Linked DNA regions of Homo sapiens: region 2 is linked to region 1. Evidence: chromatin loops called from intact Hi-C (ENCODE). Cell type or tissue: breast epithelium. All regions are shown on one strand. Each heading gives the region's core, and the rest is flanking DNA. Links, peaks and the distances in the headings are about the cores only.

Region 1 (16,563 bases), core at 4,458-9,457:
TAAAGAAGTGAGGGACCCAGTCATGTTATGTGCAGGAAAAGCACTCCACACAGAACGGACAAACTGCCAGTGAAGTGGTGTTGGGGCAGGAGCAGGTAGCTAGAAGCAGCTGGCCAAGAGAGAAAAGAGTCACACATGAAGCCAGAGAGGTAACACAGGGGTCCTAAAAATGGCCTTACATGCAAGGACTCTGGCTTTTTCTCTATGGCACAGGCATAGAAGTTGAACGACTTTGGTCAGAGGGAAGGCATGTTAACAGGTTCATTTTATGGCTATGCTGAGGATAAACTAAAGAGGGCAAGGCTGGAAGCAAGAAGACTATAACCATTTCATAATCCAGGCAAGATGTGATAGTAACTTGGACTAGAGTTATACCTGTAAAGGTAGTGAGGTTATTGTTTATATAGCCATAGGTTGGCTGTAGGGTATAACATAAAAAGTGGATTCAAAGATGACCATAAGGTTTTTGGTTCCAGTAACATGAAAGATGGAGTTTTCAAATCTCAGATGAAGTTTGCGGAAGGATCAGGTTCATAGAGAAGGTCAGCTGGTGGGGCGCTGTGGCCCACGCCTGTAATCCCAACACTTTGGGAGGCCGAAGCAGGCAGATCACCTGAGGCTGGGAGTTCAAGACCAGCCTGGTCAATATGATGAAACCGCTTCTCTGCTAAAAATACAAAAAATTAGCTGGGCATGGTTGCAGGCACCTGTAATCCCAGCTACTTGGGAGACTGAGGAGGGAGAATCTCTTGAACCTGGGAGGCGGATGTTGCAGTGAGCTGAGATTGTGCTGCTGCACTCCAGCCTGGGCACGACAGAGCAAGACTCCATCTCAAAAAAAAAAAAAAAAAAAAAAAGCTCAGCTTTGGATAGATGTATGGATTCTGAGGGACATCTCAATGGAACTGTCAGGTTGGCAGTAGTTGAATATGAATCTAGGATGAATGTATAAACTCAGGAGTCATTAGCATAGAGATGGTATTTAAAGCCTTTGAACCAAATTAGTTCACCTTGGGAGTGGGCATAGACAGAAAACAGACAAGGTCCAAGCTGAGCTCTGGGCCTCTCCAACAGTAACAGGTCTGGAAGATGAGGAGTATTCATCTAAGCTGATAGAGAAGGAGCCACTAGTTACATAGGAGGAAAAGAAGCAAAGGTAGTGAAAGCCAAGTGAAAAAAGTATCAAGGAGAGGGGAATGACTGACGGACATGGTTTGGCTGTGTCCCCATCCAAATCTCATCTCAAATTGTACTTCCTATAATCTCTACATATCGTGGGAGGGACCCAGTGGGAGGTAATTTTGTCATGGGGGCAGTTACCCCTGTGCTGTTCTTGGGGTAGTGAGTTCTCATGAGATCTGATAGTTTTATAAGGGGCTTTTTCCCCTTTGCTTGGCACTTGTTCCTTTTGCCATGTAAAGAAAAATGTTTGCTTCTCCTTCTGCCATGATTGTAAGTTTCCTGAGGCCTCCCAGCCCTATGGAACTATGAGTCAATTAAACCTCTTTCCTTTATAAATTACCCAGTCTTGAATATGCCTTTACAGCAGCATGAGAATGGACTAATACAGTAAGTTGGTACTGGGAGTGAAGGTGCTGCTATAAGGGTACGTGAAAATGTGGAAGTGACTTTGGAACTGGGTCGCAGGCAGACATTGGAGCAGTCTGCAGGGCTCAGAAAAAGATAGGAAAATGTAGGAAAGCTTGGAACTTCCTAGAGACTTGTTGAATGGCTTTGACCAAAGTGCTGATAGTGATATGGACAATAAAGGCCAGGCTGAGGTGGTCTCAGATGGAGATGAGGAACTTGCTGGGAACTGGAATAAAGGTGATTCTTGCTATTCTTTAGCAAGGAGACTGGCAAAATTTTGTCCCTGCCCTAGTGATCTCTGGAACTTTGAACTTGAGAGAGATAATTTGGGGTTTCTGGCAGAAGAAATTTCTAAGCAGCAAAGCATTCAAGAGGAAGCAGAGCATAAAAGTTTGGAAAATTTGCAGACTGACAATGCAGTAGAGAAGAAAAACCCATTTTCTGGGGAGAAATTCAATATACCCGCAGAAATTTGCATATGAAATGAGCCAAAGGCTAATTGCCGAGACAATGGGGAAAATGTCTCCAGGGCATGTTAGAGACCTTTACGGCAGCCCCTCCCATCACAGGCCCTGGAGGCCTAGGAGGGACCCCTAGGGGGTCCAAGGCCCCCCTGCTGTCTGCAGCATCAGAACTTGATGCCCTGCATCCCAGCTGCTCCAACTGGGGCTAAAATGGGCCAACTTACAGCTCAGGCTGTGGCTTCAGAGGGTGCAAGCCCCCAGCCTTGATGACTTACACATGGTATTGGGCCTGCAGGTACACAGAAGTCAAGAATTCGGGTTTGGGAACTCCCCCCTAGATTTCAGAGGATCTGTGTAAATGCCTGGAAGTGCAGACAGAAGTTTGCTGCAGGGGTTCAACCCTAATGGAGAACCTCTGCTAGGGCAGTGCAGAAGGAAATGTGGTGCCGGAGCCCCCACACAGAGTTCCCCCTGGGGCACCACCTACTGGAGCTGCGAGAAGAGAGCTACTGTCCTCCAATCCTCAGAATGGTAGATCCACTGACAGCTTGCGCTCTGTGCCTGCAAAAGCCGCAGACACTCAATGCCAATCTGTGAAAGCAGCCAGGAGGGAGGCTGTACCCTGCAAAGTCACAGGGCCGGAGCTGCCCAAGGCCACAGGAGCCTATCTCTTGCATCAGTGTGACCTGGATATGAGACATGGAGTCAAAACAGATCATTCTGGAGCTTTAAGGTTTAATGACTGCCCTATTGGATTTCGGACTTGATTGGGGCCTGTAGCCCCTTGGTTTTGGCCAGTTTATCCCATTTGGAAAGGGTGTATTTACTCAAAGCCTGTACCTACATTATATCTAGGAAGTAACTAACTTGCTTTCGATTTTACAGGCTCCTATGTAGAAGGGACTTGCCTTGTCTCAGATAAGACTTTGGACTTGGACTTTCGGGTTAATGCTGAAATGAGCTAAGACTTTGGAGGACTATTGGAAAGGCATGATTGATTTTGAAATGTGAGGGCATGAGATTTGGGAGTGTCCAGGTTTGGCTGTGTCCCCACTCAAATCTCATCTTGAATTTTGGTTCCCATAAATCTCATGTGTTGTGGGAGGGACACACGGAATTGAATCACACACATGATTCAATTACCTATGATAGGAGGTGATTGAATCATGCAGGCAGTTATCCCCATGCTGTTCTCGTGATAGTGAATTCTCATGAGATCTGATGGTTTTATAAGGGGCTTTTCCACCTTGGCTTGGCACTTTTTCCGTCCCCCACATGAAGAAGGACGTGTTTGCTTCCCCTTCCACCATGATTTAAGCTTCCTGAGGCCTCCCCAGCCCTACAGAACTGTGAGTCAATTAAACTAATTTCCTTTACTAATTATCCAGTCTTGGATATGTCCTTATGAGAGACAGGACTAGCTGGATTTCCTAGGCCGACTAAGAATCCCTAAGCCTAGCTGGGAAGGTGACTGCATCCACCTTTAAACACGGGGCTTGCAACTTAGCTCACATTCGACCAATCAGGTAATTAAAAAAAGCTCACTAAAGTGCTAATTAGGCAAAAACAGGAGGTAAAGAAATAGCTAATCATCTATCGCCTGAGAGCACAGCGGGAGGCAGAATGATCGGGACATAAACCCAGGCATTCGAGCCAGCAAGTTACCCTCTTTGGGTCCCCTCCCTTTGTATGGGAGCTCTGTTTTCACTCTATTAAATCTTGCAACTGCACTCTCTTTTGGTCCGTGTTTGTTACGGCTCGAGCTGAGCTTTCACTCGCCGCCCACCACTGCTGTTTGCTGCCGTCGGAGACCCGCCGTTGACTTCCATCCCTCCAGATCCAGCAGGGTGTCCGCTGTGCTCCTGATCCAGTGAGGCACCCATTGCCGCTCCGGATCAGGCTAAAGGCTTGCCATTGTTCCTGCACAGCTAAGTGCCCGGGTTCATCCTAATCGAGCTGAACACTAGTCACTGGGTTCCACTGTTCTCTTCCATGACCCACGGCTTCTAATAGAGCTATAACACTCACCGCATGATCCAAGATTCCATTCCTTGGAATCCATGAGGCTAAGAACCCCAGGTCAGAGAACACAAGGCTTGCCACCGTCTTGGAAGCAGCCTGCCACCATGTTGGGAGCTCTGGAAGCAAGGACCCCCCAGTAACATTTTGGCGACCACGAAGGGACCTCCAAAATGGTGAGTAATATCGGACCACTTTCACTTGCTATTCTTTCCTATCCTTCCTTAGAATTGGAGGAAAATACCGAGCACCTGTCGGCCAGTTAAAAACGATTAGTGTGGCCACCGGACTTAAGACTCAGGTGTGAGGCTATCTGGGGTTGGGAGCCTACAACCAGCTTCCACTTTCAATTTTCTTGGGGAAGCTGAGGGCTGACTAGAGGCAGAAACCTGTTGTCCCGAACTCCCAGCATTAGCCCATTGAGATCATGGCACAGCCAGAAGTCTCTACTTAACAGTCGCCCATGTGTGCACCCCTACCTTTCCTTTTGACCCATACCTCCTGGGTCCTGACCAGGACTTTCTTGAAAGTGTAGCCCCAAAATTCTCCTTACCGCCGAATCTACTTCCTCTGATCCCTGCCTCCTAGGCACTAATGGTTCAGACTTCATTTCCTCTAGCAAGTTGTATCTCCAAAGGGATCTAAGGAAGCTCTAGGCTGCATCCTTAGGCATCTAGACAATAAACCCAGGGAGTCTTATCCCTGGTGTCCCTCCCGATTTAGGTATACAGCTCTCAACATGGGCAGTTACGTGGGACCCGTTCTCTACCACCCTTGCCAGGGCCTCAAGTTTGTAAATGGCTAAGAGAGAGACAGAGGGGAGAGAGAGAGAGAGAGATAGAGGAGAGAGAGAGGGAAGAGGGAGAGAGAGAGGGAAGAGAGAGAGAGGGAAGAGAGAGAGAGAGACAGAGGAGAGAGAGATGGAGGAGAGAGAGACGGAGGAGAGACGGAGGAGAGAGATAGAGGAGAGAGAGAAAGAGACAGAGGAGAGAGAGAGAAAAAGAGGGAGTCAAAGAGAAAGAGAAAGATAGTAATAGTAAAAATCAGTGTGCCCTATTCCTTTAAAAGCCAGGGTAAATTTAAAACCTATAATTGATAATTGAAGGTCTTCTCCGTGACCCCATAACACTCCAATACTACCTTGTTGTCAGTGTAAACAAGGGCGTAGCCTGAAAACACTGAGACCACTGACAACCCGTAGCTTTCCTATCAAAAACCCTTCATTAACCCTGTAACCCGCCGATGCATTCAATCTGTAGCGGCAACTGCTTTGCTAACAGAAGAAAGTAGAAAAGAAACTTTTAGAGGAAACCTCATTGTGAGGAAACCTCATTGTGAGCACACCTCACCAGTTCAGAATTATCCTGAGTCAAAAAAGAAAAAGGTAGCATACTAACTCAAAAATCTTAAAGTATGGGGCTATCCTGTTAAAAAAAGGTAATTTAACACCAACCACTGATAATTCCCTTAACCCAGCAGATTTCCTAACAGGGGATTTAAATCTTAATTACCATATAAAAGTCCAAAAAGACCTAGGAGGAATTCCCTTCAGGACAGGATGATAGATGATTCCTCCCAGGTGATTGAGGAAAAAACCACAATGAGTATTCAGTAATTGATAGGGAGACTCTTGTGGAAGCAGAGTTAGAAAAATTGCCTAATAATTGGTCTCCTCAAACGTGTGAGCTGTTTGCACTCAGCCAAGCCTTAAAGTACTTACACAATCAAAAAAGACTACTCAATCCTGACTCAAAAGGTTACCTACACCCTCTCTGAAATGAATTTGCATAAGAACTGTTTATGGGAGTTCATCTTGATGGGGCAGCTGGGTTGTTATGAAATACTCAGGAACCCAGCCCAGCTCTAGGACTCACCCCTGAGCACAAAAGCAATGTTGGGCACCCTGGTAAAGGACCACTAGAATTCAGCAGCCCAGACCCCTTTCTTTGTGGTCAAGAAAGGCGGGAAAAGGAGTGCAGGACTGCTGCATCAGTGAGCTTAACTAATCTGATAAGCAGAAGTCCATGGTTGTGCACCCTGGAAAGGAATAAGCATTAGTACCATAGAGGACACTCTAGGACTAATGCTCTACGGGAAATGACTAGGGGTGCTGGCATCCCTATGTTCTTTTTCCAGAAGGGAAATGTTCCCCCCAAGGCAAAAACGCCCCTAAGATGTATTCTGGAGAATTGAGACAAGTTTGACCCTCAGACGCTAAGAAAGAAATGACTTATATTCTTCTGCAGAACCACCTGGCCATGATATCCTCTTCAAGAGGGAGAAACCTGGCCTCCTGGGGGAAGTATAAAGTATAACACCATCTTACAGCTAGACCTCTTTTGTAGAAAAAAAGGCAAATGGAGTGGAATGCCATACATACAAACTTTCTTTTCATTAAAAGACAATTCGCAATTATGTAAAAAGTGTGATTTATGCCTTACAGGAAGCCCTCAGAGTCTACCTCCCTACCCCAGCATGCCCCCGACTCCTTCCCCAACTAATAAGGACCCCCCTTTAACCCAAACTGTCCAAAAGGAGATAGACAAAGGGGTAAACAAGGAACCAAAGAGTGCCAATATTCCCCGATTATGCCCCCTCCAAGCAGTGGGAGGAGGATAATTCGGCCCAGCCAGAGTGCATGTACCTTTTTCTCTCTCAGATTAAAGCAAATTAAAATAGACCTTGGTAAATTCTCAGATAACCCTGATGGCTATATTGATGTTTTACAAGGGTTAGGATAATCCTTTGATCTGACATGGAGAGATATAATGTTACTGCTAAATCAGACACTAACCCCAAATGAGAGAAGTGCCGCCATAACTGCAGCCTGAGAGTTTGGCGATCTCTGGTATCTCACTCAGGTCAATGATAGGATGACAACAGAGGAAAGAGAACGATTCCCCACAGGCCAGCAGGCAGTTCCCAGTGTAGACCCCCACTGGGACACAGAATCAGAACATGGAGATTGGTGTCGCAGATATTTGGTAACTTGCGTGCCAGAAGGACTTAAGGAAAACTAGGAAGAAACCTATGAATTATTCAATGATGTCCACTATAACAGGGAAAGGAAGAAAATCCTACTGCCTTTCTGGAGAGACTAAGGGAGGCATTGAGGAAGCATACCTCCCTGTCACCTGACTCTATTGAAGGCCAACTAATCTTAAAAGATAAGTTTATCACTCAGTCAGCTGCAGACATTAGAAAAAAAAACTTCAAAAGTCTGCCTTAGGCCTGGAGCAAAACTTAGAAACCCTATTGAACTTGGCAACCTCGGTTTTTTATAATAGAGATCAGGAGGAGCAAGTGGAACGGGACAAACAGGATACAAAAAAGGCCACCGCTTTAGTCATGGCCCTCAGGCAAGCGGACTTTGGAGCCTCTGGAAAAGGGAAAAGCTGGGAAAATTGAATGCCTAATAGGGCTTGCTTCCAGTGTGGTCTACAAGGACACTTTAAAAAAGATTGTCCAAGTAGAAATAAGCCACCCCCTCGTCCATGCCCCTTATGCCAAGGGAATCACTGGAAGGCCCACTGACCCAGGGGATGAAGGTCCTCTGAGTCAGAAGCCACTAACCAGATAATCCAGCAGCAGGACTGAGGGTGCCCAGGGCAAGTGCCAGCCCATGCCAGCACCCTCACAGAGCCTCCAGTATGCTTGGCCATTGAGGGCCAGGAGGTTAACTGTCTCCTGGACACTGGCGTAGCCTTCTCAGTCTTACTCTCCTGTCCTGGACAACTGTCCTCCAGATCTGTCATTATCCGAGGGGTCCTAGGACAGCCAGTCACTAGATACTTCTCCCAGCCACTAAGTTGTGACTGGGGAACTTTACTCTTTTCACATGCTTTTCTAATTATGCCTGAAAGCCCCACTCCCTTGTTAGGGAGAGACATCCTAGCCAAAGCAGGGGCCGTTATACACCTGAACATAGGAGAAGGAACACCTGTTTGTTGTCCCCTGCTTGAGGAAGGAATTAATCCTGAAGTCTGGGCAACAGAAGGACAATATGGATGAGCAAAGAATGCCCATCCTGTTCAAGTTAAACTAAAGGATTCCACCTCCTTTCCCTACCAAAAGCAGTACCCCTTAGACCCGAGGCCCAACAAGGACTCCAAAATATTGTTAAGGACCTAAAAGCCCAAGGCCTAGTAAAACCATGCAATAGACCCTGCAATACTCCAATTTTAGGAGTATAGAAACCCAACGGACAGTGGAGGTTAGTGCAAGATCTCAGGATTATCAATGAGGCTGTTGTTCCTCTATACCCAGCTGTACCTAACCCTTACACTCTGCTTTCCCAAATACCAGAGAAAGCAGAGTGGTTTATACTCCTGGACCTTAAGGATGCCCTTTTCTTCATCCCTGTACATCCTGACTCTCAATTCTTGTTTGCCTTTGAAGATCCTTCAAACTCAACATCTCAACTCACCTGGACTGTTTTACCCCTAGCGTTCAGGAATGGCCCCCATCTATTTGGCCAGGCATCAACCCAAGACTTGAGCCAGCTCTCATACCTGGACACTCTTGTCCTTTGGCATGTGGATGATTTACTTTTAGCTGCCTGTTCAGAAACCTTGTGCCATCAAGCCACCCAAGCACTCTTAAATTTCCTCACTACCTGTGGTTACAAGGTTTCCAAACCAAAGGCTCAACTCTGCTCACAGCAGGTTAAATACTTAGGGCTAAAATTACCCAAAGGCACCAGGGCCCCCAGTGAGGAATGTATCCAGCCTATACTGGCTTATCCTCATCCCAAAACCCTAAAGCAACTAAGAGCGTTCCTTGGCATAACAGGTTTCTGCCGAATATGGATTCCCAGGTACGGCAAAATAGCCAGACCATTATATACACTAATTAAGGAGACTCGGAAAGCCAATACCCATTTAGTAAGATGGACACCTGAAGCAGAAGCAGCTTTCCAGACCCTAAAGAAGGCCCTAACCTAAGCCCCAGTGTTAAGCTTGCCAACGGGGCATGACTTTTCTTTATGTCACAGAAAAAAAACAGGAATAGCTCTAGGAGTCCTTACACAGGTCCGAGGGATGAGCTTGTAACCCGTGGCATACCTGAGTAAGGAAATTGATGTTGTTGCAAAGGGTTGGCCTCATTGTTTATGGGTAGTGGCGGCAGTAGCAGTCTTAGTATCTGAAGCAGTTAAAATGATACAGGGAAGAGATCTTACTGTGTGGACGTCTCATGATGTGAACAGCATACTCACTGCTAAAGGAGACTTGTGGCTGTCAGATAACCATTTACTTAAATATCAGGTTCTATTACTTGAAGGGCCAGTGCTGCAACTGCGCACTTGTGCAACTCTTAACCCAGCCACATTTCTTCCAGACAATGAAGAAAAGATAGAACATAACTGTCAACAAGTAATTGCTCAAACCTACGCCACTCGAGGGGACCTTTTAGAGGTTCCCTTGACTGATCCCGACCTCAACTTGTATACTGATGGAAGTTCCTTTGTACAAAAAGGACTTCAAAAAGCGGGATATGCAGTGGTCAGTGATAATGGAATACTTGAAAGTAATCCCTTCACTCCAGGAACTAGCACTCAGCTGGCAGAACTGGTAGCCCTCACTTGGGCACTAGAATTCGGAGAAGGAAAAAGGGTAAATATAAATACAGGCTCTAAGTATGCTTACCTAGTCCTCCATGCCCATGCATCAATATGGAGAGAAAGGGAATTCCTAACTTCCGAGGGAACACCTATCAAACATCAGGAAGCCATTAGGAGATTATTATTGGTTGTACAGAAACCTGAAGAGGTGGCAGTCTTACACTGCTGGGGTCATCCGAAAGGAAAGGAAAGGGAAATAGAAGGGAACTGCCAAGCGGATATTGAAGCCAAAAGAGCCTCAAGGCAGGACCCTCCATTAGAAATGCTTATAGAAAGACACCTAGTATGGGGTAATCCCCTCTGGGAAACCAACCCCCAGTACTCAGCAGAAGAAATAGAATGGGGAACCTCATGAGAACATAGTTTCCTCCCCTCAAGATGGCTAGCCACTGAAGAAGAAAAAATACTTCTGCCTGCAGCTAACCAATGGAAATTACTTAAAACCCTTCACCAAACCTTTCACTTAGGCATTGATAGCACCCATCAGATGGCCAAATCATTATTTACTGGACCAGGCCTTTTTGAAACTATCAAGCAGATAGTCAGGGCCTGTGAAGTGTGCCAAAGAAATAATCCCGTGCACTGCAGGCCATACATTTCAATCCCTGTATCTTTACCCTCCTTGTTAAGTTTGTCTCTTCCAGAATCAAAGCTGTAAAACTACAAATAGTTCTTCAAATGGAGCCGCAGATGCAGTCCATGACTAAAATCTACTGTGGACCCCTGGACTGGCCTGCTAGCCCATGCTCCAATGTTAATGACATTGAAGGCACCCCTCCCAAGGAAATCTCAACTGCACAACCCCTACTATGCCCCGATTCAGCAGGAGGCAGTTAAAGTGGTCGTTGGCCAAACTCCCCAACAGCCGTTGGTTTTTCCTGTTGAGAGGGGATACTGAGAGACAGGACTAGCTGGATTTCCTAGGCTGACTAAGAATCCCTAAGACTAGCTGGGAAGGTGACCACATCCACCTTGAAACACGGGGCTTGCAACTTAGCTCACATCCAACCAATCAGGTAATAAGAAAAGCTCACTAAAATGCTAATTAGGCAAAAACAGGAGGTAAAGAAATAGCCAATCATCTATCACCTGAGAGCACAGCGGGAGGGACAATGATCGGGATATAAACCCAGGCATTCGAGCCAGCAACAGCTACCCTCTTTGGTCCCCTCCCTTTGTATGGGAGCTCTGTTTTCACTCTATTAAATCTTGCAACTGCACTCTCTTTTGGTCCATGTTTATTATGGCTCGAGCTCATCTTTCGCTCGCCGCCCACCACTGCTGTTTGCTGCCATTGCAGACCCGCCATTGACTTCCATCCCTCCAGATCCAGCAGGGTGTCCGCTGTGCTCCTGATCCAGTGAGGCACCCATTGCTGCTCCGGATTGGGCTAAAGGCTTGCCATTGTTCCTGCACAGCTATGTGCCCGGGTTCATCCTAATCGAGCTGAACACTAGTCACTGGGTTCCATGGTTCTCTTCCGTGACCCACAGCTTCTAATAGAGCTATAACACTCACTGCATGGCCCAAGATTCCATTCCTTGGAATCCGTGAGGCCAATAACCCCAGGTCAGAGAACACAAGGCTTGCCACCATCTTGGATGCAGCCTGCCACCTTCTTGGTAGCTCTGGGAGCAAGGAACCCCTGGTAACACTTATAGCAGCATGAAAACAGACTAATATACTGACCATATCAAGTCGGCTAACAAGATGAGGACTGACAATTTATCAGTAAACTTAATAATGTGGAGATCATTTGTGACCATGATAGTCACTGTTTCGATGGATTCATGGGTGCAAGGCTTGATTACAATGGGTTCAAGAGAGAGTGGGAGGGGAAAAAAATAGATAAAAAAATAAACAATCCTTTCAATTCTACTATCAGAGGAACAAGAAATAGAACAGTCACTGCAAAAGAAAAACTAGGTAAAAAGAGGTTTGTTTGGTTTTGTTTTATAAGATGATAAGTAAAAGCCCAGCATATTTATATGCCAGTTAGAGAGATCTGGTAGACAATTAAAAATTACTGATGAAACAGAGAGAAGGAGACAGAGAAACAGAGAATTTCAGGGCCTGAACCTAGGAATGTACCTACATGTTCTTTCTATGTCAATTCTGTGGAAAACTCCAATAGAAGGCATGCCAAGAATGGTCTTTAGTTTTGAGCATTCTTATGACTCTGTCAAATCAATATCAGAAGAGCAGTGGTGGTAGAACCTAGGTGAGTTGAATAGTGGTTTTGAGGTGAAGACAAGTGTAAACTGTTACCAAGGAGTGTGTCAATGAAGGGAGGTTGAAAGATGAGTTTGTACCTTGAAGGAGGGCAGGATTAAATAAAGTTACACTTAGGGTGGGGAAAAACATGACTCAGTTTATAGACTTGGAAGATGGAGTCAATGAAAATCATTCTTAAAATATGTGGTCATCTTGGCTAATTGAGAACCAACCACAGCATCTCGGATGTTTTACAAGTAAGTGAAACTAAAGCCTATTTAAGAGGTTAGGTCATGATAGATATTTTGTGTGGAACTGGAAGCTGTAGTTCCTAATCCTCAATTATGTAATTGTGTTTGAGCTTGTGAACTGTAATATCATTTTCTTTAGACATTAGGTCTTCGCTCTGTAGCCAGATGTAACTAATCATGCCTGCCCACCAATGCAATGCTTTCTAAGAATACAACGAGATGGCTCATAAACTCTGGACTCCTCTTGACCATATTGTAAAGATTAATGACAAGCTAAGTCTAATGATGTGTTGTATGATTAAGTTACTACTTTGTGACCAGTTAGATACCTATTGGTAAAAGCAGTCAAATTATGTATCTACCTTTTCACAATCAAGAAGGCTCAATGACTTTCTGAGGGGATAGTTGGAAAGAAATATATGAACTAAATCTATTTTATGTTTTAATATTTACAATTGAGTTTATTTTCAGGGAGGCCATATTTTTAGAAATGTCTGGGTATTTACTATTGAATGAAGAGAAAATATGTCAAGAGGATGAGAATAAGGGAGAAACTTTCTGATATAAAAAATGATTATATCAGACCTCATCAATGCTTTTTAATTACTGTGAAACAAGCACTGAGAATGTTACACAAACAAAACAAATGTTTATAACTTAATGTGGCACAGTAGTTTAATAACGAGATCCCAGATTTAGGAGTCAGACATATCTAGACTCCAATCTCTACTCTAACTCCATACTTAATATATGAATTATTAATATTTCTAAGCCTCTATTTTATGTGTAAATTGGAAATAACACCTACTTTTCAGGGTTACTATGACTGTTATATGTAATGCAAGAGTGCATGATTCCCAGCACCCAGATTAAATAAAGATAGCTACTAACATTCTTTTTTTTTTACTCTTATTATTGAGTAACATGGGGCAAATAGGAAACATGGTTTTATTTTTGCCCGTGAAAATCTAGAGCAAATACTATATTTGTTCTGGAACAATGAGACCTACTCCTACACTTACCTCACTTATCTCACTCTGATATTATAGATTTAAAGGAAAAGCTATACTTATGATCATACATTAGAGATCAAAGAGTTGGGTCTAACTTGAAACTATACTTTGAGTGCTTCTGGAAATTATTTTTTATTTCCTCACTTACGAAATGTGGTTATTGAAAAAAGTATAGTCTTTGTCATGGGAAAGTTGTGGAGATCAAGGGAAATGACATACCAAAGCACTCAGAAAACTGTACAGTGCTCTGTAAAGAATGGGTGTAAGCACCCAGGATCCCACAGGGGAAGCTGGATTCCCATGTTCTTATTGTGGTTGAGCTGGTATTTTTTGAATGATCCTAGGGCAAGTCCCTTAACTGTTCTTGGGGTCAGCAATGAGCCTCTACTGAAGAAAGAGCACCGAAAGTTGGTTACAAAGAGAAGCTTTATTCGAATAAAGCTTCGCTTTGTAGCTTCCAGAGGCTCTTCAGAATAGGTAACGTAACCTGCTCTCTAGAACACTGTCGCTGCATTTCAACATAGAGACCAAGAAAAATGAGAAAATGATCTCTAAAGACTTCATTTTCTAGGAGTTTTTATGGAATTGCTACAGAGTGGAGTTGGCTATAGATAATTTAACAAAGGTTCATTGAGTATTTATGCATAGAAATGTACTGTCATATTCTGTAGGGGAAGGAAAGGCAGGCTTTTAAGGAGGCAAAGATTAATAAGATGAAGGGATAGATTCCTGCTCATCTCTACCACTATCTCAATGTGGTCCCAAAGAGTAGCAGAGACAGTGTCCAGAAGCCAGAAGAAGTGAGTGGTTCTGACTGGCAGCCATCTGGCAAGGCCAGATATAATACATTAGGAAGTGGCAGGGATCACGGTGTTCACCAAAGATGCCAACAGGTAAAATCATGTTTGCCAAGACATTCTAGGAGTTTCACTACTATTTGGGAACTCTTGCATATAACCATTTGTACCAAGAACCAAAATTATAGTGAATGCGTCTCTTGTGCATTCTCACCATGACCTCCCTTTTGCCGATTTCTTCAGGCTCCTTCCACTTGGACTCAACCTCAGACCAGGTGTTTCTAAATGAGTAATGTATATTTCTAATGCAGGAGGAGTGAGGCCTAAATGTAAAAAAGAACTATTAAAGCTAACTACTTTTTTTGTGTAAATAAGGTTGTGAGAAGAAAAAATTGTGAAGTTTTTTTTTTATGCCCCCTCAAGGGAAAAATGAAGCCCACCTTTTAGAGCCAGGTGTTTTTTATAGTTAAGTGATAATGGCAAGGAGAAGCTAAGCTCACTGGACTTTTCACAGAGTAATAAAAGTTTATACTGGCTTTATTAACATGTATAATGTTAAACACATTGCATAAAAATAAAAAGAAAAATATGGTCTATATGTTCAATTCTTTTGCAAATCTCTCATGTCCACAGGTAACTGGGCAATTAGGTAGTCTAAAGTGGGCCCAGGTTCACCCCCTCCCTCACCCCACTTCATTGCTACAGATGCTAATATAAATCAATTAGGGGCTGACACAGCAATTGGCTGCCTGACAAATGTTCCATAATAATGCAGCTCAAGAGAATGTGGAATTTCTGAGGTGCTGGTTATAACGCTTTCAATAATAGCTGTAAATTCCATGCCATGTCAGCACAGGTGGAAAGCTGAGTCATAAATAAAATGTTTCCCCAATTCCTAAAGAGCTCCCTAGATGATTGACCAAAGTAAGTTGGGATTTAATTCAACCACTTAAGCTTTCAGGAAGTAAAAACCAGACCTTCATCAAATTTAGACCAAAAAAAAGGGAGGGAGGAAGGGGGGAGAATGTGTGTGTGGAGAATAGAGGGAAGGAAGAAAGGAAAGAACACTGGCTGCCAAGTATGGGAATGAGCACGGGCTGCTCCAGCTGAAGCCATTAGAGTACTCATTATTTGGAAAATAGTAAAAGACCCTGGCTAGACATGTGCTCAGTTCCATGGGAGTAATTAATGGAGGCACGCCACAGCCACTTCAGCCCCCTTCCTGTTTCACAGCATGTCATGCATGTGGTGACTTAAATTTTCCGTTGTATTTTAATGGCTAATGATGGAAGCACTCTAGCAGACTCCCCTTCCAGTTAGAGAAGCCTAGCCGATTACCTTATTTGAATGGGGGATAAAGGGAAAGCTGAAGTTCTCACAAGCATTTTCTGGGCATCTCCCCAAGGAGATGTATTTTGTATTCTCTACAACTTTTAACATAACTCTAAAAACATAGTAGACACACTGATACTACATTGAAGAATGAATAAAATCAAAGGGTTGTCCTCAGAGATATATTTTAGGACATGTGAGATAAATACAGAAATATTAGCAAGTTTATATGAAGTCCTAAAATTTGAATATACCCCATGTTACCTTTTTAAATAGAGAATTATTACTCCGTCAAATTTGCCCTTAATTCTCTATAGTTTTAGATGCCATTATGTCCAAGTATATTTTGAGTATTTATGAGAAGAATAAAAACCTCCTAGAGATGTAAGTATTGAAACATATTACTATCCAAATTGATGCTAATGCATACTCTTATTTTCAGAGAGATGCCTAAGTAGAGAGAAAGAACTCTTATTGCCAAGATAGTCATTGGTTTTATTTTTATGTTCTTGCATTTCACATTTTATCTAGCTTCTTTGCAAAATTATGAATGTATATGTTTGTGCATAGGTGTGTGTTTGTGCAATTCTGAGTACGTTCTTAGTATGCTTCTACTAAAGATACTAAATATCATAAGTACATCATTAAATTCCTCTCCAATGTAATAGCTATAAAGCTATATTACCGAGAAGCTGAGGATAATATAGTCTGTTATGTGTGAAATGATGAATACTTTTCATATTTGTGAATTGCACTTATGCTTACTGTTCATGAAGCTAATTGTGACTTTCATTAGGGAAATCAGTAATTTCCAGTGTATCTGAAATTTCCAAGTAGACATGCATTTCTTCTCTTGACTTGTGCTTCAATAACTAATTCACCAGATATTTTTATTATCCATGTCATCAGAAAAGACCAAACTCCTGCTTAATCAAAAGTAATTAAGAATAATAAGCTATTTTAAAATTGAATGTATTTTGGTTGATTTAGTATATTTTTAATTTTTATTTCCTGGCATAGATATTATCTATACAATTCCTGGAAATATAAGACCTGAAAAACAAATCTTCTACCCATCTATTTCTATAATCCCAACCTACTCTTCTCATCATGCACTGGACTCAACAATATTCAGATTCAAATGTGCTATGCTTTTCCCAGTCTTCAGGTCTTATAGCACATACTATATTCCCTTTTCCAGAAGATAAATCCTCTATTCTTTAGAATAACTACAGCTTATTCTTAAGGTCTCAGTTTCAAGAT
Region 2 (16,563 bases), core at 3,884-8,883, 110 kb before region 1:
AAAATCATAAAGTAGCAGAATCCAGAGAGATATAATAGATGGTCAGTATTCATGGTATGAATATTCTCTACTTTGCAAAAGATTGTGATGCAGGTTTGCTTTGAATGTGTTCCTATTACATTCTACAAATGGTTTTATATTCAAAATTATATACATTTATGTTTCCATAGGTATCCATTTTGTAATCTAGAAAGACTACTGAAAATTATCCCCAAAAACCTATATATTACATGTATTACATGAAAATAAGTTATGACTAAAGAACACAAAAATATTACCATAAACTTTCTAGAAAACTTGATAGGTTTTCATGGAACAAGAAAATCAATATAATGAAGAAAATAAGGTTTAGATTTAGGTAGAAGTTCGCTTTTAATAATTCATTCAGTCTATATGAGATAAAAACTCTTGCCAAGGATTTTTACATCTCTACTTTTCAAAACACTATTAATTTCAAACGTTATCCTATTAAAAATTTTAAACTTTGCTTCATTAATTATAAATGAGTATCAAAGGAAATAAACTATCCTAAATATATGAAATATAATTTAGTTTTTTTAAAAAAAAGTAGCTCCTTTACTGTAGGAAATAACAGTAAAACTCTAAGGAAGTGAAATATGAACACATAATAGAAAAGCACACATGTTCATAAATCATGCATCAGTTATCAACAAAATAAATATGGAAACTTAGCAAGTAAAATTAGAGTTTAGAATCTGATTACATTACTATGGTATATATTGTACCAAAAGAAAAATTAAAAGTCAAATCTAACTGTATCAGTGTGTATAAGAAACCATTCTCTCACAGTACATCTGTGATTACTTAGAGTATAATTCTTTGTGATTCTCAGTATCAAAGATCATCCAAAGCTATAAGCAAAGTAAGAATCTTTTAAGCATTTGGTATATTCTCCATGATGAATCCAAAGTCTGCCTTAACATCTAGAGTTAAATTTCATAATGTCTAAATTCTGTTCCATTTAAAGACTAGAAGTAACTCATTTCATTTGATCATCACTTTCAATTTGAAGGACTAGAATATTCCTGGAAAGAAGTGGCTTTTTGCTCCCTTTATATTATTTGTCCACTATCTGTATACAGAGGATGAGGCATGATGTCATGCAACAGCTTTCTGGTCATGCATGAAGTATGAAGAGGCACGGAAGGGGAAGAGGTGCGTCTTACATGGCGGCAGGCCAGGGAGAGCATGTGTCAGCACAGAAAAAACTACCATTTATAAAACCATCAGATCTCATGAGAATTCACTCTCTATCACAAGAACAGCATAGGGGAAACCGCCCCCATTATCAATCATCTCCCACCTGGTCTCTCCCTCAGTACCTGGGGATTACAATTCAAGATGAGATTCGAGTAGGGACACAAAGCCTAACCATAACAGCATCTAACCAGGTTCAATGACAACATAAGGAAGAGTTTAAAAGGCATGCCTAAATTTGAAAATAGAGTTTAGGTGGAAATAACAGGTGAGACTATTTTGTTAATGGTATTTAATGTCTAGACTAATGTCTACCTCAATAAACACATTGATTTTTTCTGACTTGTATTCTAAATAACTTTCTATTAAGATTTTCTCTCAGATATGTTACCATTTGCAATTATCTTAATAAACCCACAGCTTCATTTTGAAAGTTGTATTGATTTTAGAAAGGGAAATTTCTATGACTGGCAAATGGCTTGTACATCTGCTCAGAGAATGGGAAGTTGTGAGGCCAAGCAGCAAACAGAAGGCAAAGTCTCCTATGAGAGAAGAGAGTCATATGTGCTGAGTCATGGTCTAAAATGATCACAAATCAAAACATGGAGTGCAGGAGAGGCACACTGGTGGCAGGGAGGAGAGCATTCGGGAACTCCTAACACCCGACTACTTTGCACCCAGTGAGGTCAGCCTCCTCCATCCTACCTGCCTAGCAATGAACACAAGTCCCTCCAGGACCTTGGTTTAGTAAGGCCTTGACAAGGCCATCCTGCGTCCTTTACTTCCAAATATGGACCTGCACGTGCATATTCCCTCCTGAAATGTATTGCCAGAGCTACCCGATATGCTTTCACTCTGCTTAGAAGTATTTGAACTTCTAGACGACCCCTACCAAACTTCTGGGGACAGTTCTATTTTCATCGTATGTGACTTCATGCCTAACCAATTTATTCCCTTCAAGGTGATCTTACGAAATGCAAATTTGATCATGTTCTGCTGTTTGAAAGCTTTCAAAGAAAAAAAAAAAAACTTTATTTTTCTAGTCAAAGCCTCCATCTTTGCCCTGTTAGATAGCCTTACGTATGCTGGGCATAACTCTGACTCCTTTATCATACTACTGATTACAATGTAATCTTATTGCTGTTGTTATATTGTTAAGTATTATTATTATGCTTATTATTTTCCACTTTCCTCTACAAAACTATTGATCTATAAAGGCACTGCTTGTTCAATGCTACTTCCTTAGTACAGTGTCTGTCAGATAGCCGGCACTCAAAAATAGTTTTTGAATGAATAATAAATGAATGAAATATATTACTCTTGGCTCCTATTGTTCATTTCTGTCTTACAGAAGTTATATTTTGGAAGAGGAGTATTTGCCCTGGAAAATTAAAAAACTATTTTTAAAACAATTTTCTTTCACATTTATATATAACATAGATGACATATTGTATTATATGTCAACATATACATACGTTAGAAAAGCTCAGGACTGCTGAGATTTTGCTATTTGTACATATATATGGAATCAGACCCTCCGCATCATTGTCATGGTTGTCTCACATCAGTGAGGTCTTGACACCAGTAAGAAATAAAGAACATTAGAAGAATGGTGTAAAAACACCCTTGCTTAGATCATTCTTTATCATGGTTGAAAAATTCCAAACACCATGTTGGGGCAGATGCAGATTATTATTGGCCTTTACATTTCAGATTTCTTTTTCCTTGTTAAAACTTCAAACTGAATTTATTTTATTTGTCTTACCATTATGAAAAGGTGCACATATTTCAAGCAGAGGTGAGAAAAGGGAAGTCGAGAGGAGTCCATTCCAGCCAGAAGGAAAAGCCTGTACGGAGACAGACAAATAGGAAGCTGCAAAGTGTGCCTGATGATTCAACTGTGCGCATGCTAGGAGCTCAGGTTTGGGTGTGGCAGGTAATGAATGACAGAAGGTCAGACTAGAAACATGAGTGGATCAGCTCATGGAAGGCTTGGATACTCCACATACTCTGACCAGACTCTATTTACTTATATAACTATGGGGTGGCACAAATTTAAATGTAGGATTTCATCACTAGCAGAAAATCAACATAAATTTCAGATGTGATTTCAAATATAGAGACTCAGCACAGATGTGGGATGCATCTTCACTGATAGGTTGATAATGCTCTGGGTTAAGAAATCCATCTGATGTGTAAAATCAGGAAATGGGCATTGTCAGATAACAGAGAATCAATCAAGTCAAGTTGATAGGCTTTTCCCCTGGTTGTGGAAATTCGAGGAATAAATGCCCACTGGATTCACAAATAAGTATTATCTTGAGCAACAAAAGTAAACGAATTTTTATAGAGGTGCGTGGATGCCCGGTACAGTGGTTGGAGACTGTAATCCTAGCTACTTAGGAGACTGAAGCAGGAGGATTGCTTGATGCCATGAGTTCAAGACCAGTTTGGGCAACATAGTGAGACTCTACTTCTAAAACAAAACAAACAACAACAAAAAATTTTAATCAGCTGAGTGTGGTGGCACCTGCCTGTTGTCCCAGCTACTAGGGAGGCTGAGGCAGGAAGATCTGTTGACCCCAGGAGTTAGAGGCTGCAGTAAGCTATGATCATGTATAGTAGACATACCCGATAGCAAAATCTTAATCAAATCCTGAGAATGACCCTGTTTGGTAGATGCACCTGAATGTATATACGTTCAGAATTCCAAACTGTGGAACCTAGGAGTAGCCAACACCAAGATTCATTCCTTATCTATGAAGAACACCTGAGTTTCTGGCCTGTTCCCTTGGAACACGGGCCACTCGAGGAATCAAGCCCCTTTGTTTTGGGTTAAATGAAGGCTGCCAGGTGGAGGTTGTTAGGGAGAGGGTGCTAAGTGAAATGTCATATAAACCACATGCTTCTTGCAAGTGGTTGCAGTTCTCCTGTACAGCTCACTGCCACTGGACCAGCTCTATGTGTAAGTTTCCTTCAATAAGACCCCATGTCCTGTTTGCTGGATCTGAGTCTCTTTCTCAGCCTCCTGAACCTGATGCTATCCCTACTGATGTTACTGGAGTGCCACTGCACTCCAGCCTGGGCCACAGAAGACATTTCATCTCAAAAAATAAAAATAAAAATAAAAAAATACAGGCCAGGTGTGGTGGCTCACACCCGTAATCTCAGCACTTTGGGAGGCCCAGGTGGGTGGAACACCTGAGGTCAGGAGTTCGAGACCAGCCTGGCCAACATGGTGAAACCCTGTCTCTACTAAAAATACAAAAATTAGCCAGGCGTGGTGGCAGGCACCTGTAATCCCAGCTACCCGGGAGGCTGAGGCAGGAGAATTGCTTGAACCCGGGAGGCGGAGGTTGCAGTGAGCCGAGATCGTGCCACTGCACTCCAGCCTGGGCAACAGAGAAAGACTTCATCTCAAAAAAAAGCAACAAAATACACACACACATATATATATATATAAGTACATATATAGATAGATAGATAGATAGATAGATAGATAGATAGATAGATAGATAGATAGATATAATTTAAAGTGGGGGTGAAAGTAAGACCAGGAAATGAAGCTAGAGACAGAATTTTCTGAGAACAATAGGGCAGGGGAAATGTCAAGTGTGTCCAGGTAGCCTTCGGCTTTTACTACTTCACTGATCCTTAAGATAATTACTTCCTTCTTACTAGCCTCCCTCTTCTCCTGTCTCCAGGTGCTGCTTGCATCAATGCTGGTTCAAAGAAAAACTATAGCTGGACAGCAGTTAAAACAGTAAAACCAAATTTTTGCAGGACTATTGTAATAGGTGAAAAGAGACCTCAGTACAAAACTAGATTAAATTCCAAATACAGCATGGGCAAGTGGGACTTTATAGCCAAGGAGCAGGGTGAGGGTCAGTGGATAAAGGAAACATTGTGGGTATTGGAGTTTCTTACTAAACCATCCTAAATGGATTCTTGCTGAAGACCAGGGAGATCAGACATCACTTGGGGAGTGGTGGAGAAGGAAGAACCTGATAAGATATCAAGAATGATCTGATATTGGCGAGGTGTAGTGGCCCATGCCTGTAATCCCAATACTTTGAGAGGCCGAGGCAGGCGGATCACTTGAGGTCAGGAGTTCGAGACCAGCCTGCCCGTCACTACTAAAAAAAAAAAAAAAAAGGCCGGGCACGGTGGCTCACACCTGTAATCCCAGCACTTTGGGAGGCCGAGGCGGGTGGATCACAAGGTCAGGAGATCAAGACTATCCTGGCTAACACGGTGAAACCCCGTCTCTAATAAAAATACAAAAAATTAGCTGGGCGTAGTGGCGGGCACCTGTACTCCCAGCTACTCGGGAGGCTGAGGCAGGAGAATGGCGTGAACCCAGGAGGCGGAGCTTGCAATGAGCCGAGATTGTGCCACTGCACTCCAGCCTGGGTGACAGAGCCAGACTCCGTCTCAAAAAAAAAAAAAAAAAAATTAGCTGGGCATGATTGTGCGTGCTTGTAGTCCCAGCTACTCGGGAGGCTGAGGCAGGAGAATCGCCTGACTCCCAGAAGGTGGAGGTCACAGTGAGCTGAGATCACACCACTGCACTCCAGCCTGGGTGACTCCATCTCAAAAAATAAATAAATAAATAAAATAAAATAAAATAAAATAAAATAAAATAAAATAAAATAAAATAAAGAATGATCTGATACAAAGGATGGGGGATCCCGACTAAACAAACTTAGCAGGGACTTTCTAAAACTGGATTTTACAAGGAGGTGCACAGATGGGCCTAGGAGAAGGTCCAGGAACCTGACTAAAGTTTGGTAAAGCAAAGAATCCTCATGATGCTCAAGCAAAGCACCTTTCTTTACCTCTGCCACTAGAAAGGAAGGCCCTTGGCTACGGACTTGTTCTCTGCTAGATGGCAATGACTGGTCCAGCTAGTGAATGATTGAGTTCTCTGCTGCTGCCTTTTGAGTACTATCGTAGCTCATCTCAGATCAAATATCCACTTTCTTTTTCTTCCTATTATTTTTTAATTTGAATGAAAAATTTCAGCCACACAGAAAAGTTGAAATATTTAATGGAAATCTGTGTGTCCTCTCTCTTTCTCTTTTATTCTTAAGATTCAGAGGGTACATGTGCAGGTTTGTCACATGGGTATGTTGGATGATATTGGGGGTTGGGCTTCTAGTGAACCCAAATAATGAACATAGTACCCACTAGATAGTTTTTAGCCTGGCCTCCTTCCCTCACTTTCACCTTCTGGAATCCCCAGTGTCTATTCTTTCCACCTTAATACCACGTGTAGTCATTGTTTAGCTCCCACCTATAAGTGAGAACATGCGGTCAAATGCCCACTTCCCAGGACCCCAGAAGACAAGTAGGATTGTCAGGGAGGCTTTCAGCATTTCTATAATCAAAATAAGCCAGTAAACAGGGTGGCTTTAGTAGCAGCATTTGAGGAGAAATATTGTCAAGAGAAAACAAGCTGAAATCTCAGACACCGTCTTGCCTAACGTAGGACATCTGGTTACCTTATACTAGTATAGTCAATACATCAGAAGAGTCTAAAATGCAACATCCTGATGACCATATTAACTCTCCCATATGAAGCTTACCCTGGAATTTCCTGTATTTGTGTTTCAATTTCCGGGTTTATTTCTTCACATTCTTCATGAAAAGAGCTGGGGGGAGTGGGGAGAGAGGGCAGCAGGAAAGAAGAAAGGGAGAGAAAGAAGAGAAACAGAAAAAGTGTTCAGGAGATTATAGCTGCTCTTGTCATGGGGGCGAGGGTGGGGGGATGTGGGGTGGGTGAGTAGCTAGATGGCATGATGAATATGTTAATTGGTTTCATCGTAGTAATCATTTTACTATATATGTATCTGATAATGTCATGTTGTGTATCTTAAATATGTAAAATATTTATTTTTAAAAGATTTATGAAGGTAACATTTAAATGAACATTCCCTCCAGAAATGGGGCAGAGGGAAGTCCTTAGCCTGAGGAAGAGGTATTTTAAGCAGACATTTAATGAATACAAGCATTCAAAAGAGGTGTGAACGTATATGTGTTCTGATTACAGCAAACACCATAAAACAAATAAATACTTTCATTAGCTAAGAACTTTAAGTAACCATTTGCCAAGTTTATCTTCAGAGTCTTTCCTGTCAAATGTCAGAATTGTAATTTTAGCTGTTCTTTTAAAATAAGGCTTAATTAGGACCCAAAAGTAAGGAAGAGGATTTGACTTTTCTATGACATGGCAAAAGGGTGCAACCAGATCGCGTTGCACAGCCCATGGGAGCAAAGTCCTAGCTCTCAAATTTCTTTTCTTCAAAGTTATAGGAAGCTGCGACAGCTAAGATCTCCAGGGCTGTCTTTATTCAGTGGCTGAGCAACAGGACACTCACTATTCACTTATTTGTCTGCTTTGTATGGCTGAACAGCCTAAGAGTACTCTCTAATTTCATGTAGAGGAATCTCTTACACATGTAATTTTGAATGAAAATTACTCAATTCTTAAGAATTCATTTTTTAAATAGTGGTAAAAAGTATTATCAAAAAGAAATTACATTTGGTTTTAATCTACTTTTGTACAGAAAATTACTATTTTTTTAATTAATTAATTTTTTTAGAAAGTCTCACCACATTGCCCAGGCTGGTCTCGAACTACTGATCTCAAGCCTTCCTCCCACCCCTGCCTCCTGAGTAGCTCGGATTACAGACTCGAACCACTGCACCTGACCAGAAACATATTCTTAATGTTGTGAAGTAGGCAATTACGTCTGAAATTGCTGGGCTTGCAGGACTGAACCTGGGAAACAGGCCTTTTGCCGTCTATGACTCTGCCAAATGGTTTTCATCTTTCTTCATTCATCTAATGGGTATGATCAGTGGTGTACTAGAGCTGACTGTACACATTTCTTCCCAATTCCATATTCAATAACTTGGGTTGCTTGAAATTGGCCATAATGAGATTATTTACACCATGAACATGGGCAAACACTACAAATATCAAAGGTTTTCCCCCAGAGAGCTAGCTGTTAAACATTTACTACACAACTGAGATTGAGTGTGATATTCATATTTATAGTGTAATGACAAGTTTTATAGGCATTGTTGAAAAGTGTGTTTGATTTTGCCATTTTCTATGTAAATTTGAATATTCTGATTTTGAAACTGATCACCAAAGCAGCTGATATATTTATTTGAAGGTGGTCTATTGTAAACCATTAAAACTATTACAAAAAATCATAATTGAAGAGTTTGATTCCCCATTATTTTTAAAAACAAATAACTCTTAAATGGGAATGATCCCACACTAGAATTCAACATGAATTGGTATGTTTGCTTATTCATGACACATTTGGCCTATCACAAAGCTCCATTTGCCTTTCAGCATGATGAGAAATTGACTGAAGCTGACATTAAAGACCCTCAAAAGGTATTTTGTCCTGAACCTTTAAGGGTTAGCTAGAGCTGGCAAAGGTTACAGAAGGAAGTAGATGTTCATAAAGTGTAGTTTGGAGTTTGATAGGGTAACATGCTTCTTTCTCTTAGATCAGCAAGGATAACAGAAGGGACCAGACCACACAGAAGAGATATCACCTTTGTGCAGTTAAACATAGATACTCCTTTTAGGATAGATACAAATCTGTCCAGAAGGCCTCCCAGAAGGAATTATATACTTGCAAAACCACAAACCATGGACTTGGGTCTGTTTCTATTAGGGAATTCTTTCCCAGACATTATGTCACTTTATTTTTCTTTTAACATTGTTTGTGAACAGGTCTGCAACTATAGAAAATGTGTTGATTATACCTGTCACAATGAAACTGTTTTCCAAACACTTTACAGTTTTCATGCCAATAAAATAACTTGGAACATCTAGAGCAGATAGTTTAATCATTAAATTTTATACGTATTTACTTATGACATCATTTTCTATTTCAAACATGACCAGATCCCATATTCTCTGTTGAGATTGAAGAGGTCATTTTATATATAACAAAAAAGTATCAATTTTTTCAAACAAATGATTAACCATTTTTTAAGTTGCTTTTTCAGGCTGGAAAAAATGGGTAGCCAAGCATTTTCTGAATGGTCAAAGGAATATCAGAAATATGTATTTATGAACAGTATTAGCAAGACAGAATCAATCACTTTACGGATATGTAGGCTGAGGTCTTGAAAAAAATCAAAGAATTATAGATTTTAGGAGGTGGAATCTTAGAATTCATGTCTGATTGTCTACTGTAACAGATGAAGAAGCCAAGTGGTGCAATTAGATGATTTGTTAGGGGGTCATATATCTGGCAGGTGGCTGAAGCCTTTTGGCTAAATCAGGCATTCTAATTTCTGAGACCATTTTCCATAGCACTGTGGTCTTTCCAAGATATACAGCTGACATGCCAACATAGCATTTACAGTGTTAAAATCGTGCCTCCTTTTCACCAGAGGGACTTTAGTAGATTTCAAATAAACTCTTTTGTTTAGTGTTTTCATTTTTACAATTATATAATGTAGCACCTTTACAAGGCATATGTTGACACACAGCATTAACTCTTCTAGGTTAACCATGTTACATCAGACTTTCCCAGGGGTAGGTGTTATATTTCTGGAGATATGTTTTTAGTCCAATACTTGTAGAAGTCAATATATTTCAGTAGGAATTATGCTTCACAGCTGGAAAAATTAAGACAAAAAGGTTACTTAACATATCCAAACTACACTCATAGTTAGAGTCAGGTCATTTCTATCTTTCAAATTAGATGGCTTGCTACTCAACTACACATCAATTTAATCTTTAGTAACACAGAGGAAAACCACAAGAGAAACCTAGTAGCTTCAATTACCCATAGCAAACATGCATTTACAGATGCCACTTCAGGGGCTATAATAAGGGGAAATTGACTGAAGGTCAATTCCACATTGGGATTCCACATTCCCAATTCCACATTGGGAAAAGCCCCCAGTACAAAGCAGAGAACACATTCTGAGTTCAGCCCCCAGGTAGGAAAACCCTAATACTCTTTAAAGTAGGGATCACTATTTGGAAAATTAATTCTCTAGTCTTTTAGCTCTACTCAAATTTCATATTCATCTTTCATATGTGACTTTTTATTTGCAATGCTCAATTATTAGTTTTAGACTTTTAGAGTTGAAAGGGGTCTTGAAGATCCAGCCCCACACAGCACAGAGATTCATTCAGCATTGCAAATAGTCATCTATCTGTTACTTAAATATATCTAATGAGAGAATACATGTATTTTTTGTCAAAAATCTTACAAAGGCCCCAGTACAATGCAACACAAATATATCACTTCTGGGGTATATCTCAAAATTCATAACATCAATGTAATAATAAGAATATATCAGACAAACTCAAAATGAAGGATACTCTACAAAAGAGCTGCCAGTGTTTTGATCTTGGATTGATCTTGGACTGCCCAGCCTTCAGAACTGTGAGCAATAAGTTTCTGTTATCTATAAATTAACAGGTGTAAGGTATTTTTCATAGCAACCTGAATGAACTCAGATAGTATAAAAACTGGGGAAGCCCAAATGTTAATTTCTTATTTTGATAAATATACTATGGTTATGTAAAATGTTTATATTAGATATAAATTACATGAGAAATTAACATTAGAGGAAGCTGGGTGAAGCGTATATAGAAACTCTCTGTACTAGCTTTGTAACTCTTCTCTAAGTATAAAATTATTTCATAATAAAGTAAAAAGTATCTTGGCTAGATGCGGTGGCTCACTCCAGTAATTCCTGCACTTTGGGAGGCCAAGGCAGGTGGATCACATGAGGCCAGGAGTTCGAGACCAGCCTGGCCAACATGGCAAAACCCCATCTCTACTAAACATACAAAAATTAGCCAGGTATTGTGGCATGCACCTGTAGTCCCAGCTACTAGGGAGGCTGAGGCAGGAGAATCACTTGAACCCGGGAGGTGGAGGTTGCAGCGATCCGAGATCACACCACTGCACTCCAGCCTGAGCGATACAGCGAGACTCTGTCTCAAAAAAAAAAAAAAAAGTATCTTAAAAAGATATTACTTCCATTTTATGATGAAGAAACCGATTGACTAAGATGTGAGAGTTAATGAGTGAGTTTTTAACTTCAGCCTGTCCCTTACCTTTTTTGGTAATTAAATCAACGTTTTGTTGAGAAGCATCATAAAAATGAGGGTTGGACACTTCAACGCCGTTTCTGCCACTCACAAACCTAAACAAATTTCCTTGGCTGTAAAATGTCATGGTGATTGGCACAATGTACATGCTCAATAACTGTTAGCCACCTACTGAACATCCACTGAAGGCACAGAAAATGACTTAGCTAATGTCCAAGCAGCCACTTTAACAGCAGTCCTCAAACCTGGCTGAGCAGCAAAATCAACTGGGGAGCTTTTGAAAAAATGTAAATTCCCAGGCCTCATTGCATTTTTATAAATCTCTCCAGGGGACTCAGATGTGCAGCCAAATTTGGGAGCCACAGTTGTTTGGTATTTAGAGAGTCACCAAGGGGGAGTTTTTTCTATAGTGTTCCTTGAAAGTCAAGAATTTAAACCTAAGCCTCTGAATAAAGAACCAATAGATCCTATATAATAGGTAACATTATACATAGTTTTACCTTCCCTGAGGGAGCATTGAGAAAGGGGCATTTGTATGTTATTTAAGGAAAGGTATAACTGCAGAAACTTAATCTCCTAGACAATCCTAAATGCTATTAGAAATTTATGTATTCTCATTATAATCACTTTGTATTTAAGCCTCTTGCTTTCATTTTTCAGTTTACTAGAGCCAGGAACATACCCTTTCATTTAGCATGAGTTTGCTCACTCGATTAGTTAGCCATCATTTTTCAGAAAATAGCCATGACAAATTTGGTCCCAGGTGGAAAAATCTGCCTGGAACAGGGGACAGCATGAAAACACCAAGTGAAGACAAAGAATAAAGAGGGGACATTGCATAATGATTTATATTTTCACTTAAGGGCCAGGACTATTGGCTAATGAAGACCGTACATATTTTTAAAAATATTTACATGCATATGCATGCACACATACATGCACGTGTGTGTGTGTGCATATACATATACATATGTAAACTAAGATAAAGCCAAATAAATGGTTTTTGGGGGGTGGGAATGATAAGGCCAGGATGAAAGACAGAAGTGAAGAACTAAACAAGAAAATAGAGAAAAGCAGGTGGGTTACTAATAGAAGCAAAAATATTTTGGGGAACTGAGTTCTACCACCACCAGTAGCACTTTAGGGACACTCAAATCACTGGTACTGATTGAAGAAGTATTCAAATCACTGGTACTTCCGCTTCAACAATAAAGATGTTTCCCAAGGCCTCGTTCTGTCTTTATTTCATAATGTACCTTGGAATTCCTATATTCATGCTAACTGCTCCTTTGGGACAGAATTTTATTTTATGCTCTTTTTTTTGTTACAAAGAAGTCTGTAAGAATTGTGATTAAAAACAACATTTTGTGCTGTGCCTTTTAAGCATCTGCACATGCTCTGCAATCTTTGGCCTAATTTCTGTTCTTGCTGTGTTCCCCTAAAAAGCTGCTCTGAGAACACAGCATATTCAAAACCAATGGGTACTCTGTGTATGGATTAACTCCAGGAGTTTCATACAAAGATAAGGCAGTGGCCTGTTAATGAGCAAAGGTCAGGCTTGACTTAGAGAATGGTCTCCCCGTTGCTTAGCCTGCTGCCTTCTCTCATCACATCATAAAAGCTTCTAAAATGTAAGTAGTCCCATTAATTAAATTTTAAGGAAGATTTGAAGTTTATGTGTAGATGTGGGGTATTTTTTTCCAAATGGCCTTGTAGTCATAATAATTTAGAAAAGTGTGACATTAAAATGTCTTCATAGCAGGCAATAATTCTACTTCTAGACATCTATCCTAAGAAAATTATCAGATGCCAGGCACGGTGGCTCACGCCTGTAATCCCAGCACTTTGGGAGGCCAAGGCAGGCGGATCACGAGGTTAGGAGATAGAGACCATCCTGACCAACATGGTGAAACCCCATCTCTACTAAAAATACAAAAATTAGCTGGGTGTGGTGGTGGGCGCCTGTAATCCCAGCTACTCGGGAGGCTGAGCCAGGAGAATGGCTTGAACCCAGGAGGCGGAGGTTACAGTCAGCCAAGATCATGCCACTGCACTCCAGCCTGGTGATAGAGGAAGACTTTGTCTCAAAAAAAAAAAAAAAAAAAAAGAAAGAAAGAAAATTATCAGATAAGCTATGATTTATATAAAAATAGTTCATCATAGCATTATTTATATTAAATACCTATAAACAATCTAAATGCCTGACTTAAAGGGAATAATTATATATAATAGGGTACAGCTATATAATGAAAAATTAGATGACTTTACATTTATAAAGAATTATTAACATGAGAAATCTTTATGAAAATAAGTTTTTAAAAACGCAGAATATTACATTGTTTCTAACGTATAATTTAAATCAAATATAAATGAGCATATATTTGTGGCAGCAGAAAGTAACAGTTCAGACTGCTTGAATTTACACTCAAACACTCCACACTTTACTCTGTGTACCTTTGGCCAAGTTATTTAACCTCTCTGTGTCTTAGTCCCCTGTAATATTGGAATGGTAATATTACCTACCCCATAATATTTTGTTAGAATCAAATGAAGAAATGTATATAAATCACACAGAGAAGTGTCTGGTTCATAGTTCTCAATAAATGTTAGCTGGTATTATGTTATTGTTTTGTTTTTATTATTATTGGTATTACTATTATTATTAATATATTTTAAATCCAGGAGGGAAGAAGACCCAAATGTTTACAGTAGTTACCTCTACATGGTAAGTTTAATATGGCAGTGTTTCTATTTAAGTTTTTTCTGTTTTTTAAAAATTTAGAACAAGATGCATAGTAGGCTTTTAAAATCAATGAAAAAGAAAATCACCTAATACAAACATGAAAAACAATCACTATGACAATTTTCAATCCTCAAAATGCCAAAGTGTATGCACTATAGTGATGTCCACAGCAAATAAGTAACACGTGTCACACACTGAACTCTTAACACACTGATGTTATTTCCAAGTCACTGACTTCAGCTTCTTAGAATAAGAAGGGTTTCCCCAACTGCTGAGCTATAATTTAAGCCTACTCCTGCCCACATAATTGTTAAAGTCAGACCAACCCATTCCTATTTGTTGATGCACTTTATTTATGTCTTGATTTTGAAGAAATACCCTTAAATATAACAGAGTCGGCAATGGCTATAGGTTTGTTTTGTTTAGTTGTACTCTGTCATCAAAAAATTTATATCATTCAAATGAAACAAAAAAGGTCCATGATATACAAATGAACTTCCAGTTCCAAAATGAAATGGAATCAACCCAAACTAAATACGTAGGATTATTGCCACAGAAAATAATTGAAAAATTATCATGGAATTTAGTTACCAACAGTGACACATCTTAATTTGATTTACAAGCTGCCACCCTCAAGAGGGTAAATAAGATTTGATAAGACCTACAAACTTTCCAAGTCGCTGCATTATTTGTCCCTTCAGTCCAACCACCTAACACTCTCTAAAGAGCTCAAATTTCCACCCTGGGAATCCCCCGTCATGTTTAATTCAATTGACACATACAAAATCTCCTCTTCTAAGAAAACCTTAAAGGCTCAATTTCAAAAGAATCTTTTCATATGTTTTATATTTAAATCTATAAAACTAGAACCAACCAACTTCTGAAATCAATAATATACCAGTTCTAAGATAGGTTTGTTTCATTTTATTTTTATTTTTTATTACTTATACATCACTCCAGACATGGTATATGCAACCGTGCAAATGTTAAAGCTTAAGAAGTCCTACAAACTCATTCTTTTGACAAAGGGAATAAACCAATTATAGCTGCTTTATAAGATCACAGTTGAGGCAAGTGGAAACAGTATTTCATTTATTTGGCAGCCAGATCCTTTCACACCTGAAGGTAGCAAAACTTTCAAACAGATCGTCCACAGTAATAAGAAGATGAACCTATTGTTTGAAGCCAAGTACGACAAACACAGTATACACATTTAAAGAAAAAGAAGTGAAAGAAAGAAAAAGCATTCACATGTTTGATATAAATTGGCAATCACATGCCATACAATATAAGATACTCAGGCCAGTGAGCCTCATTTCTGGTTCCTGCTGTGCTGTTGCCCAGCTCTACGACCCTAGACAACTTAGTCACCCCTTAAGACCTTTGTTTTTTCTTTACTCTAAAAATGAAGGTTTGGGGCAATATATGCAAAATATGCACTATATGCTTAATGTATAGGTAAATGAAATTGACTTTTTCTCTATTACTACCTTATAAAGTAAGAAAAAAAGCTAGGTCGATTTTTGCCAAACTTGGAGGATATTTTGGGGTGATAGGACTTAACAGATAAGCTCCAAGGAATATTCGCTTCGGGCACCTATTGAGGAAAGTAAGGCAGTCTCCACTGTCAAAGAATTGAGGAGAAATAGGCTTTGATTTCAAAATCAAAGGGCAGGCAATCCAAATTTCAGGACCTGATTGATAATGGAGCTGTTCCTTACTTGGGTAACTCTAATAGCTAGCTCAAGGGTGAAGAACAGCAGGAACATATTTATTTAAAGATTGTTAATTATTTTTCTGGAACAATCCCAGACTAGTTATAACATAAATTTAAGTTTGCATGTATATAGAGAGAGGAAGAGAACTCTTGGTTGAATATGTGTTTACAAGGTGTTTCAGGGTGGTCTCCTTAGAGCAACAGGTATCGCCACTCCCCTCCACCTTCTTTAGGGCCTACTTGATCCATTATCTCCCAAGGAGGTCTTTTCAACCACTCTTTCTTCCCTAGCTCCTTTTCTACATTATAAAACCATAACCTACATCTCTTCCCCAGTCTAAGGGGCTCTGCACCTTATATCTACCAATGTTCTTGAGAGTGGCCTGTATTTGCTGTTGCCAATCTCTCACTTCCCACTCACTACCCCACCCACTGCATTCAGACTTTTTGTCCTATACTCTGACCAAAGTACCAATGACCCTCCCAACAGCCAAATCAGCAGCTACCTCTCAGTCTTTGTCCTGGCCCTATATGCAGTATTTGATACTGTTTGACCTACTCTTTCTGGGATGTCAACCCAGCGCCACAGTTTTACCGTCATCTCCACATTGGTCTTTATTGCTGGCCCTGACCTCTCTCATAAGCTCCACTCCGATCTACATGCCGACTGATTACTTCTTCCTGGATGTACCATGAACTCTCTTAAGACTCAAAATTTAAATCCATGATTTTTCCCTAAACCTGCTTGCCCTCTTTATTCCATTAATAAGTTTGGTG

Evidence for each region. Hi-C counts contacts between places; a loop is a spot of excess contacts. Peaks named below come from ENCODE experiments on the same cell type or tissue, not always from the same donor. Only the 100,000 strongest peaks of a DNase experiment are listed, where the experiment ranks them.
Region 2: a loop joins it to region 1, with 10 times the contacts of the local background. A loop is called at or near these places in 1 of 110 quality-filtered maps.

Annotation. Positions count from the first base shown.
Region 1 is chr12:58,846,649-58,863,211 of GRCh38, reverse strand. No RefSeq gene overlaps it. Among named protein-coding and RNA genes, the nearest start is that of LRIG3, 66 kb to the left of the region's middle. RefSeq lists an enhancer at 2,412-2,935. In breast epithelium, for the core only: no CTCF peak of the experiment used is centred there; a DNase peak (open chromatin) is centred at 7,412.
Region 2 is chr12:58,952,353-58,968,915 of GRCh38, reverse strand. The region is part of intron 2 of LRIG3-DT (LRIG3 divergent transcript); the gene reads right to left. Among named protein-coding and RNA genes, the nearest start is that of LRIG3-DT, 40 kb to the right of the region's middle. RefSeq lists enhancers at 1-1,067, 2,988-3,157. In breast epithelium, for the core only: no CTCF peak of the experiment used is centred there; no DNase peak of the experiment used is centred there.